Regions from separate parts of the Homo sapiens genome. Here region 1 is linked to region 2. Evidence: chromatin loops called from intact Hi-C (ENCODE). Cell type or tissue: OCI-LY7. All regions are shown on one strand. Each heading gives the region's core, and the rest is flanking DNA. Links, peaks and the distances in the headings are about the cores only.

Region 1 (5,382 bases), core at 218-5,217, 120 kb before region 2:
TGCAGTCCCAGCTACTCGGGAGGCTGAGGCAGGAGAATGGCGTGAACCCGGGAGGCGGAGCTTGCAGTGAGCCGAGATTGCGCCCCTGCACTCCAGCCTGGGCGACAGAGCGAGACCCTGTCTCAAAAAAAAAAAAAAAAAAAAAAAAAAAAAAAAAATAATAATAATAATAATAATAATAATAATTAGAGTCCACCTAAGGTAAGAATCTAGGACTCATTTTTGTATTGAAATTTCATTCCTTGTAATTCATATTTTTTCATGTGATCCCTGAAATAAATTAAAAAAGAAAAAAAAAGGTACCAGTGCTCGTAAGTAGAAAGTGGAGAACTAAACGACTCCAAAATGTGCAATATGTTGGGCACTGGTGGCCAGCTGGTAAAAATCTTATGAGAGTTGCGGGTTTTCGAAATATATGTAATTTAGTTATCTGTCAAAATGAGATCCGCATCTACATGGCTTTACCCAGGAATGCAGAATTTGAGACTGGAGCGTAGGGAGGGAGAAGCCTATGGGTCTTGGGTTTTCCGGAATTGGATTATAAATACGAACAGGTTTAAAGAAATAATGAGGCCGGCAGCGTGTGCGAGGAGCCCCGCGCTTCCTGGGCACCACGCGGCGGGACCCGGGGAGGCAGGCGGGGACCCGGGGAGGCAGGCGGGGACCCGGGGAGGCAGGCGGGGACCCGGGCAGGCAGGCGGGGACCCGGGGAGGCAGGCGGGGACCCGGGCAGGCAGGCGGGGACCCGGGGAGGCAGGCGGGGACAGGCACCAGCCCACTTGACAACTGCGCGCACCGGCGCAGCCGGCAGCTCGGGGGCGCGCACACCCACACCGCGCCACGTGCGCGCGGGGGCTGCGGAGACTACCCGAGCCGCGTGGGCGCGTCAGAGCCACCTCCGCTCTCTCTCACGTCGCCAGGGATTCTTGACGGATGATTCCGCTGTCAGATGCCAGCTTGCCTCTGTCACACCGTTTTCCTGAACGCAGTAGCCATGTATTTGAAAGCCGTGTCATGTGTGAAACGAGTTTACCTTGTAGATTAGGATAAACAAAGATTCTCCGTGCTCATCCAAAAGTCCAAAGCCCCCTCCGCTCTGCAATTTCCACTTGTTATATGCAGAACTATTCTCACCTCGGGAATGTGATGGTTTTATAACTGTGGGGGCCCAAATGTACTGACTAGGACTGTTTTCCCGCACTCACCATGAGGAGGTGTTCAGTTGGACATGTGCCTAAGGATTTTTGTTGGCTTTTTATTTAGTATTTGCTCATTTTGGAAAAAAAAGTACAAACTACCTTCGAGCTGGGAGCTACACAGAGAGGCTTGCTCAGATTCAGATTTGTTTTGGTATGTCTGTTTCATAGGCTGCAGACTTCCTACTGTGTCACATCCAGTGCGCATCATACCTGCTGGGGTGTCTCTCAGGGATGTTAAGATTGATCAGTGGGCTCGGATCCTGTCAACCCGATATGTCCATTATAAAGTTCTCCTTCAGCTCTTCACCTGTGGTTTCAGCAGCCATTGATAATCATTGCTTAGATACTTCATTTCATTAGAGGTTGCAAAATGGCAATATTTTAATTTATCATTTCTTTCATGTATCAGCAGGATCTTTTCCCATCAATTATTTGGCTACCCTAAATACAGTTCATACAGGAAGGGCAAAATAAATACTTGATCCTTACTCTTTATTTTTGGAATAAAGAGTTGTTTCCTTAGCACTCTCCAAAGGTGACCAATCCATCTATTTTTGGAGCATTACTCTCAACCGGTGGATGTTACCATACTTGATGTGTCTTAATATGCTACAGTATTTATTTACTTATTTATTTGATGGCCCAAATACCCCACTTTCAGCCAGGGCTCCTGTAGCCTTCTGACACAACCATAGAAGTCTTTGACGTATTATGAAAGACTATGTAATATTCCAGGGGTCAGAGGAAGATATTAAATGACATCATGGGGAAGCAAAATCAGCAAAATTTAGAAAGTGAGAAACTCTACAGCACGCATCATTCAGTTTCTTCAACAATAGATTGCAAGGGGGTAGAGAAGGAGGGCGTGAAACTCCTCTAGGGTCAGAAGAGACCAAGAAACTTCAGACAAAAGCAACATCCGGACTTTGTTTGGATACTGGTATTTTTTTGTTTTTTTTTTTAGATTGTAAAAAAAAGAGTTAAGGAGATGGATGATGGTAATGGTTGCACATTATGAATGGATTTAATACCACTGTTTACTTAAAAATGAATAAGATGGTAAATTTTATGTTATGTGTATTTTACCATGATAAAAATAATAAATTAAAAAATAATAATTTGGCTGGGCACAGTGATTCATGCCTGTAATCCCAGCATTTGGGGAGGCTGGGGCAGAAGGATTGCTTGAGGGCCAGGAGTTCAGGACCAGCCTGGGTAACATAGTGAGACCCTGTCTCTACAAATAATTAAAAAATTAGCCAGGCGTGGTGGCACATGCCTGTGGTACCACCTTTTTGGGAGGCTGAGATGGGGGGATTGCTTGAGCCTGGGCGATTGAGGCTGCAGTGAGCCAGGATCACACCACTGCACTCTGAATGACAGAGCAAGACCCTATCTCAAAAAAAAAAAAAAAAGCAAAAGTAAAATAAAATAATTTATGAGAAAATCAAGGAAATTTGAATGCTGGCTGGCTTTTTGATGATATGCAGGAATTACTATAAAAATGCGTAGGAGTGGCAATATGATTGTGGTTATGTTAAAAAATATTCTTTCGATTTTAAAGACGCATAGTGAAATAGTATAGATGAAATTGTATCTCGAATTTGTTTCAAAATAACCTAGTGGCAGTAAGGAGAGAAAGTAATTGTGGTATGATGGATAATCATTGAAGCTGGGAGATGGGTACCTGGGGGTTCACTGTGTTCATCTGTCTGGTTTTATATATGTTTGGAAATTGCATAATAAAAAGTCTAAAATTTATTTTAAAGTACAGATTACCCTAGAAGGAAGCCGAAGAGGAACTGATAGTGGTAGAACTACACAAACTCCATAAATAAAGTCTTGCCTAATTCAGACATGTGCTACCACCTGCCAGCTGCAGTGGTGGAGTAAGAGGAAAAGCCCAGTGACTAAGCAAGGAGAGTAACTGTCTTATATTATCGAGGGATGCTCCGGGCCTGTGCTAGGTGCTTTGTATGCTTTTAACTCATTTAATCCTTACAATAGTCTTATGAGATAGATACTATTATGTTAGTATAATATCCACACTACAAATGGAAAAACTGAAGTTCAGAGAAGCCACTCTCTTCATAAACAGCAAAGATAGGCTTCAATCCATGTGGTCTGGCTTTGGAGCCAGTCTACTGATAAGAGCAACATAAGTAGCTCTTAATAGATGCCAGCCCTGTTTTAAGTGTTTTGTGTCTATTAATTCATTTAATACTCACAATAACCCTATGAGGAAGATACTCTCATAGGACCCATTTTACAGATGAGAAAGTTGAGATACAGGCAGGTGAAGTGACTGTGTAAGATCACACAGCTGGCACACGGCAGAGCCAGATGTTAAGCTGGGAGTTTGGGCTCCACCCCACCCTGCTGCCCCTCACATTATTAACCACTGGGCTACAGTGACAGCTAGCTATGCAGGCTCTTTCCTTCCTTAATAAACATTTATTGAGCACCTGCAAGAGGCAGTCTCTGTTAGAGGCGCTGGGATATGGTGATGAACAAGACACATTTTGCTTTACCTTCCGGTGACATACAGTCTCCCAGTCCCTGAATCTCTTAGGAGCTAATTTAGGAGATGAAGGGGTTAAACTCAGAAGCTCAGGCTACCGTGTTGGCACTTTCTTGTTTTAAGCTGAATTGGCCAGAGGGTGATGCATGCCTGTAATCCCAGCTACTCAGGAGGGAGGATCACGCAGGAGTTCCAGGCCAGCCTGGGCAACAGGGCGAGACTCTGTCTCAAAAAAAAAAAAAAAAAAAAAAAGTTGAATTGGAAAGAGCATTGGATCAGCAGCCCAAGAAGGGCGCTTCTGAACTTGAAAATGTCAGAGGTAAGGCTGTGAAGGAAGTTGCCTGTGGATCCTACTGCTCTACCCACTGGGTCCAGTAGGTCCCTTTCCGCTAGACACCATTCTCATTTCTTTCCTAGAATCCTCTCTCTCTTCTGCTGGGTTCTGTTCAACCCCAACTTCTTCTCTGCTTCGGAGCTCAATGAGCTCCTCTTCTCTGAAATCTCAATGCCCTTGTTGGTTGCACTAATCAATTCAATACTTAATTATATACAAAGCTTGATTGTTATCCAATAATTTTACTACGTATGTCTTGCCTCCTCACTTAAACTGTACATATTTACAAGACAGAGACTAGGTCTTATACTTCATTGATATTCTCCCAGCAAGCCCCAAGCCATGGAGTAGGTGCTCACTACATATTATTTAAATGAATAAGTCATATTTTCAATAATATTGTGTATGTTAGATGACAATACATAGAATGATCAAGAGCACAGACTCTCTCTCTTCATAGTTGTGTGCCACCAGGCAAGTTATTAACATCCTTTATGCCTTAGTTTTCTTATCTGTAAAGGAGGGATAATAGTTTCTAATCCACGCACATGGAATTCTTAGCCTGGCGCCCAACGAATGTTCAATATATGCTATCAGTCAATATTTTTATTATTACTACAACTGCCTAGTAAAGTAAGATTAGATTGACTAACCAGAGCATTTCTCCTACATGTGACGTCAAATTAAATCAGAAGTTTGCTTGATGAGCATGATTTGGTGAGCATGATTTGGTGAGCATGATTTGGTGAGCATGATTTGGTTGGCTGTGGAGGCCGTGGACTGTAGCGGAGCAAGAATGGGCATTAAAATCTCACCTCTGACTCTGGCTGTGAGACCTTGGCTTTCGTGAGCTTCAGTTTGTTCATTTGCAAACTGCAAATAGTAACAGATATATCCCATTGAGCTATCGTGCGGGCCAGATTTAATGAATGTAAAGCACCTAGCCTGACACAAAATGGAACTTTGATAAACCATTCTCTAAATATCATCAAGCCCATAGCGTCCCTCCCTACAGAGACCGTGTCTGCTTAGTAGATGAGACATTTGTGGTTGTTCATTGACTCCTTTTTTTCTAGAAAGTTCTAGTCCTCTAGAGACTCATTGTAATACCTTTGTCCCTCTGAATTCTTGGTATTTAACTATACCTCCTCCTGTTATATGCACCCAGGGTAATATGCCTCTGGCACATGGTAGGCACTTAATGAATTTATGTGGAATAATTCAGCAACTTACTTTTATAGATACATACAGACTATCCCTCTTCTATGAACTCATTCTTTCTCAGTGTATCAAACTACCAATCTGCTGAGCTCATTCACAACATTTTG
Region 2 (5,382 bases), core at 316-5,315:
GAGTCAGAGGATAGGACCAATTTCCAATTTTGCCCCAGACTAGCTACGTTACTAGCAGGGCGAGTCAGATATCGTCTCAAAGTTCTAGTCTCCTTATTTTTAAAATAGGGAATATAATATAGATTGACATTAGAATTAAATGAGTGGATATATATGAAAGTACTGTTTAAGTGAAAGGCATTTTTCAAGCTATAAAGTGTTCTACAAATTAATTATTGTCTGGGCACGGTGGCTCATGCCTGTAATCCCAGCACTTTGGGAGGTTGAGGCGGGAGGATCGATTGAGCCCATGAGTTCAGGACCAGCCTGGCCAACATAGTGAGGCCCTGTCTATAAAAAACAAACACACAAACATGAATTACTCAACAAATATTTGATTTCTTATTAAGTGTGAGCTTTTTCTAGGTGTTAGAATATAGCAATGAAAGCCAAAGCCTCTGCCCTCCAGGAACTTATATTTTAGAGGAAAAAGGTGGATAATAGAAAAGTAAACAAGTAATAAATACAATTTCAAATAGTAATAAATGCTACACTGTAAATAAAACAGGATGATGTAACAAAATGTGCTATAAAGAAAATAAAGTAGGATAATACATTAGAGAATTGGGGTGTGTTTAGGTGGGATGGAATAGTTTAGACGTTCTGGTCAGGGAGTGCGTCTCTGGAAGTAATTTTCGAGATAAGAACTTTAAGATTAGGAGTCAGCTGTGTGAAGCAGGGGAGAGCAAATATAAAGGCCCTTTGAAGGGGAAAGGATTAGGATGCTGGAGAAAAGCAAAGAGGATAGTGTACCTGTGAGGTCGCTAGAGAGTGGTGTAAGATCAAGCCAAAAACGTTGGCAGGGCCAAATGACGTAGAGCATTACATGCTGTGAAAAAGAAGTTTCTCGGTGCAGTTGATCAGGAAGAAGTTGACCAGAAAGCCATTGAAGGGTTTTAAGCAGGGCATTACATGTTATGATTTTCATTTTAAAAAGATTGTTCTGGCTGCTGTGAGAATGGATTGAGATGGCCATCAAGAGCAGAAGCAGAATGACAGCCTGTGGTCTATTGCAGTGGTGCAGGCAAGAGGGAATGGTGGCCAGGCAAGCTTGGTGGTGGCAGTAAGTTGTAAGATGTCATTATTGTTATTGTTATGGGCTGAATTACGTCCCCTCCAAATTCGTGTTTTAAAGTCTTAACCTCCAGTATACCTCAGAATGAAACCTTAGTTGGAGATAAGGTCTTTAAAGAGGTGATTAAGTTAAAAAGCCCAAACAAAAGGGAGGTGATTAAGTTAAAATGAGGCCATTGGGGTGGGCCCTAATCCAATCTGACTTGTGTCCTCCTAAGAAGAGGAAGTTTGGACACCCAGAGAGACAGTGGGATGCTCGCGCACAGAGGGGTGACCAGGTGAGGGCACAGGGAGAAAAAGTGGCGCCTACAAATTGAGGAAGGCCCCAGAAGCAGCCGACCTGCTGACACCTTTATCTGGGACCTCTGGCCTCCGGAACCGAGAAAATCAATTTCTGTGGTTTAAGTCACACAGTCTATGGTAATTTGTTATGGCAGCCCTAGCAAACTGATAGAGCTATGACAATCATGGGTATGGTGCTGATCTCTTCATTGTATTTATCACTACCTAAAATTCGCTTAGATTTATTTATGTTTACTCTTTCACTCCCTTGATTGTAAGTTCCATTACAGCAGGGATTTTGTCTAATTCATAGTAATCGCAATGCTGCGGAGTGCCTGCGCCATGGCACATGAAAAGTGACCGTGTGGTTAAATTGTTTCTCAGTCACTCTGTAATATCCAGTATTTTGTAGAGCTTTTGTTTTTAATGATATACAGGAGATCCAGAGTTTTTTAGGGGGCTACAAACTCTAGCACATAGGACTATATAAGAAATAACACTGCAGCAAGTTAGAACCAGGTGTTCAGGAAGCATATCTTAGCAGTGGAGACACGATCTCTTGATTAGAGGGACCTTGGATAAAAGAGGCCTTTTTTGAACAGAATAGCTCTGCTGAAGAAAGAGATTTCGTCATTATTTTACCTTCATTTCATGGCTTTTCCAAAATAAGGTACATGTGTGAAAAATGCCCTCCGTAAGGGCGAGGTCTTTATTTTGTTCTCTGCTGTTCTGTAAACGATACCAGCACATCATAGGGTTCAAATATTTGTTAAATGAATGAAAACATTTTCAGATCCTGCTTTGTCCTTAGACATTTTTGGATTGCTTTAAATGTTCTCTTATCCTTAGCATAATATTAGCTATTTAATAGAGCAGGTAAAATGTTTTGCCTATTTTTTTTTGTCTCTTATAATTGTGTGAAATATTCTGAATCTGGTCTTCACTTTGGTGTTTTTGACCTTAGGCTGCCCTTAAACTGAAGTCACAGCCTAGCTCAATGGCACTGGCTCCCCCTTGTGTCAGGAACTTGATACTACACCCACTAAATGCCAGCCTGCCAAGAACCAAGCTTCCCCGGGTCAAACATTTTAAGTGGTCCAAATGCTATACATAATTAAATGATGACACCACGATTGGGCCACCTTATTGGGGCTCATTTGCTCCAAATAGTCTTACTCCTATGCCCACTACTATATATATAGCACAGGTACAGAAAAACATTTTTAATACTTGTAACCATAAAGGCTTTTGGAGTTAGTTTGTACTTCTTATCAATATAAGACATCTACGTTGACAAAAGAAATCGAATGTTGACTGAGTGCGGTGGCTCACGCCTGCAATACCAGCACTTTGGGAGACCTAGGCGGGCGGATCACTTGAAGTCAGGAGTTTGAGATCAGCCTGGCCAGCATGGTGAAACTCTGTCTCTACTAAAAACACAAAAAATTAGCTGGGCATGGTGGTGGGCACCTGTAATCCCAGCTACTTGGGAGGCTGAGGCAGGAGAATTGCTTGAACCTGGGAAGCGGAGGTTGCAGTGAGCCGAGATTATGCCACTGCACTCCAGCCTGGGCGACAGAGCGAGACTCTGTCTCAAAGGAAAAAAAAAAAGAAAGAAAGAAAAAGAAATCAAATGTCTCAGCATATTTTAAATACTTTATATGGAACAGTTGATTTTCACTTTCTTTCAAAAGCCTACCAAAATTGAGGAGTTAGCGTTTTTTTAATCCCATGAAATCGATTTAAAAGGAAGAAAATTATTTTTCAAAGGGACAACATTTTATTTTCAAGAGTAGTATTTGATTTCTGTTTTGTGTACATGGTAGAATACTGAGTGAGTTGCTCCTGGCCACTCTCGCTGTTGAGGAGATGAACCCGTGCAGGGACGGCCCCAGGAAGGCCTCTTTAGCTGTCTGAATGAAGTGATTTTGACTCTCAGCGTCAGTGGTGTGCTGGAGCCAGACCGTGCCGACTTATCCCAGCTCACAAGAGCTAATGGCTAAATTTCAGGAGTTCTGCAAACTATTGTTAAAGCTAGTTTATATTAGAAATAAATTATATAGACAATTCAGTTATATTAAAAAACAAGGGTGCTTTCTTCAGCAGCACTTATCTAAGATCAGAACAACATCGAGAAGATGAGCGTGGCACCTACACAGGCTGGCACACACATTTGTGAAGCGTTCCATATTTTTTCAGGTTATTCTGTATTAAATGCAAAATAAATGCTTTTATTAACAATGACAAAAAGAAAGGTAATTGTAATAAATACAATTTACCACTTCGTAATTACTTTATTATATTTTACTCATACTTTGAGGTTATTTGTGTCTAGTGTATGTGTGGTGGATGTACCATATAATGGTATGCTATTGTCATTTCTTCCAGACTCCACCTTTAGTGATTTCATGTTTGTAATTGGCAGCTTGAAATCGATCTTGGAACAATGGAAATAAAACCACAATGGAAATAAAAAAGGATCCAAATCAGGACTTTTTGCCTATGAGGAGCCAGTGATAACCAGCCCATTACTATATGCAAAACGAGTTTATATGTTTTTTCTCTACTCCAAAAACTTAACAAAAGAAGGAATTATTAAACTTTAAAAAACGATTTTAATTTTATTTTACTACATTGGTTTCAGTTTTTTATTTTATTTTATCATTTATTTATTTATTTTTGAGACGGAGTCTCACTCTGTCGCCCAGGCTGGATTTATTTATTTATTTATTTATTTATTTATTTATTTACTTTTTTTGAGACGGAGTCTCGTTCTGTTGCCCAGGCTGGAGTGCAGTGGCACCATCTCGGCTCTACCTCCCGGGTTCAAGGGATTCTCCTGCCTCAGCCTCCTTAGTAGGTGGGATTACAGGCGCCTGCCACCACGCCTGGCTATTTGTGTGTGTGTGTTTGTGTATTTTTAGTAGAGATGGCATTTCACCATGTTGGTCAGGCTGGTCTTGAACTCCTGACCTCAAGTGATCCACCTACCTCGGTACCCCCTCCCCCGACCCAGCCCCAACAAAGTGCTGGGATTACAGGTGTGAGCCACCATGGCTGGCTTGGTTTCAGTTTTTTAAATAGTTTTTTGAAAAGATAACTTCAATAATTTAAATTCTTTAATAATTTTAATAATGTTAAAAATGGTTTTAAAAGGTTGCTTTAATTTAATTGAATTTATTTATGTTGAGACAGAGTCTTGTTCTGTCACCCAGGCTGCCGTGTGATGGCAGCATCACAGAGCTCACTGCAGCTTCAACCTCACCTGCTCAAGTCATCCTCCCATCTCAGCCTCCAGGGTAGCTGGAACTACAGCCACACACCACCATGCCTGGCTAATTTTACATTTTTTTGTAGAAACAGGTTCTTACTGTATTGCTCAGGGTGGTCTTGAACTCCTGGACACAGGTGGTCCTCCCGCCTCAGCCTTCCACAGTGCTGGGATCACAGGTGTGAGCCACCTTGCCTTGTCACTGGTCGAGGGTTGTGACTGCAAGTTGTCCAGGTTCTTGGCATTTTGAACAAAGAATTGGACAAAATGCCCAGCAAAGCAAAGCAAAGTATGAAGCAACAAAAGAACAAAAGCAGGGATTCATTGAAAATGAAAGTACACTCCACAGTGTGGGAGTGGGCCAGAGCAGCAGCTCCAGGGTCCAGATGCAGAATCTTCTTGGGTCCAAATACCCGCTAGCAGTTTTCCATTGGCCACTTCACGTCCATCTCATGTAAATGAAGTGCTAGCCCACAGTCAGTCTGAATGGTTGCAGAAAGCAGCCAACCAGAGGCTGAAGTGAAGTTACAAAGGTCACACCCCTGTGCAAACAGGAGTTGGTTTTCGCAGCCAATCAGAGGCTAGGGTGAAGTTACAAAGTTATACCTCTGTGCAAACAGACTTGGCAGGCCATTAGTCTGACTGGTTGTGGACAGCAGCCATCGGTCTGACTGGTTGTGGACAGCAACCATTCAGAGGCCGGAGTGAACAAAGAT

The links. Hi-C counts contacts between places; a loop is a spot of excess contacts. Peaks named below come from ENCODE experiments on the same cell type or tissue, not always from the same donor. Only the 100,000 strongest peaks of a DNase experiment are listed, where the experiment ranks them.
Region 1: it touches region 2 in a loop (4-fold over the local background); 11 of 110 quality-filtered maps call a loop at or near these places.

What each region holds. Positions count from the first base shown.
Region 1 is chr1:244,918,088-244,923,469 of GRCh38, forward strand. No RefSeq gene overlaps it. Among named protein-coding and RNA genes, the nearest start is that of DRC8, 49 kb to the right of the region's middle. RefSeq lists a silencer at 557-916. In OCI-LY7, for the core only: CTCF peaks have their summits at 612 and 813; DNase peaks (open chromatin) are centred at 834, 2,054, 3,084, 3,544 and 2 weaker places; H3K4me3 peaks cover 3,458 bases; H3K27ac peaks cover 4,300 bases.
Region 2 is chr1:245,040,443-245,045,824 of GRCh38, forward strand. The region is part of intron 3 of DRC8 (dynein regulatory complex subunit 8); the gene reads left to right. It also overlaps the pseudogene RNU6-999P. Among named protein-coding and RNA genes, the nearest start is that of EFCAB2-AS1, 72 kb to the left of the region's middle. In OCI-LY7, for the core only: a CTCF peak has its summit at 2,414 (motif pointing left); a DNase peak (open chromatin) is centred at 2,409.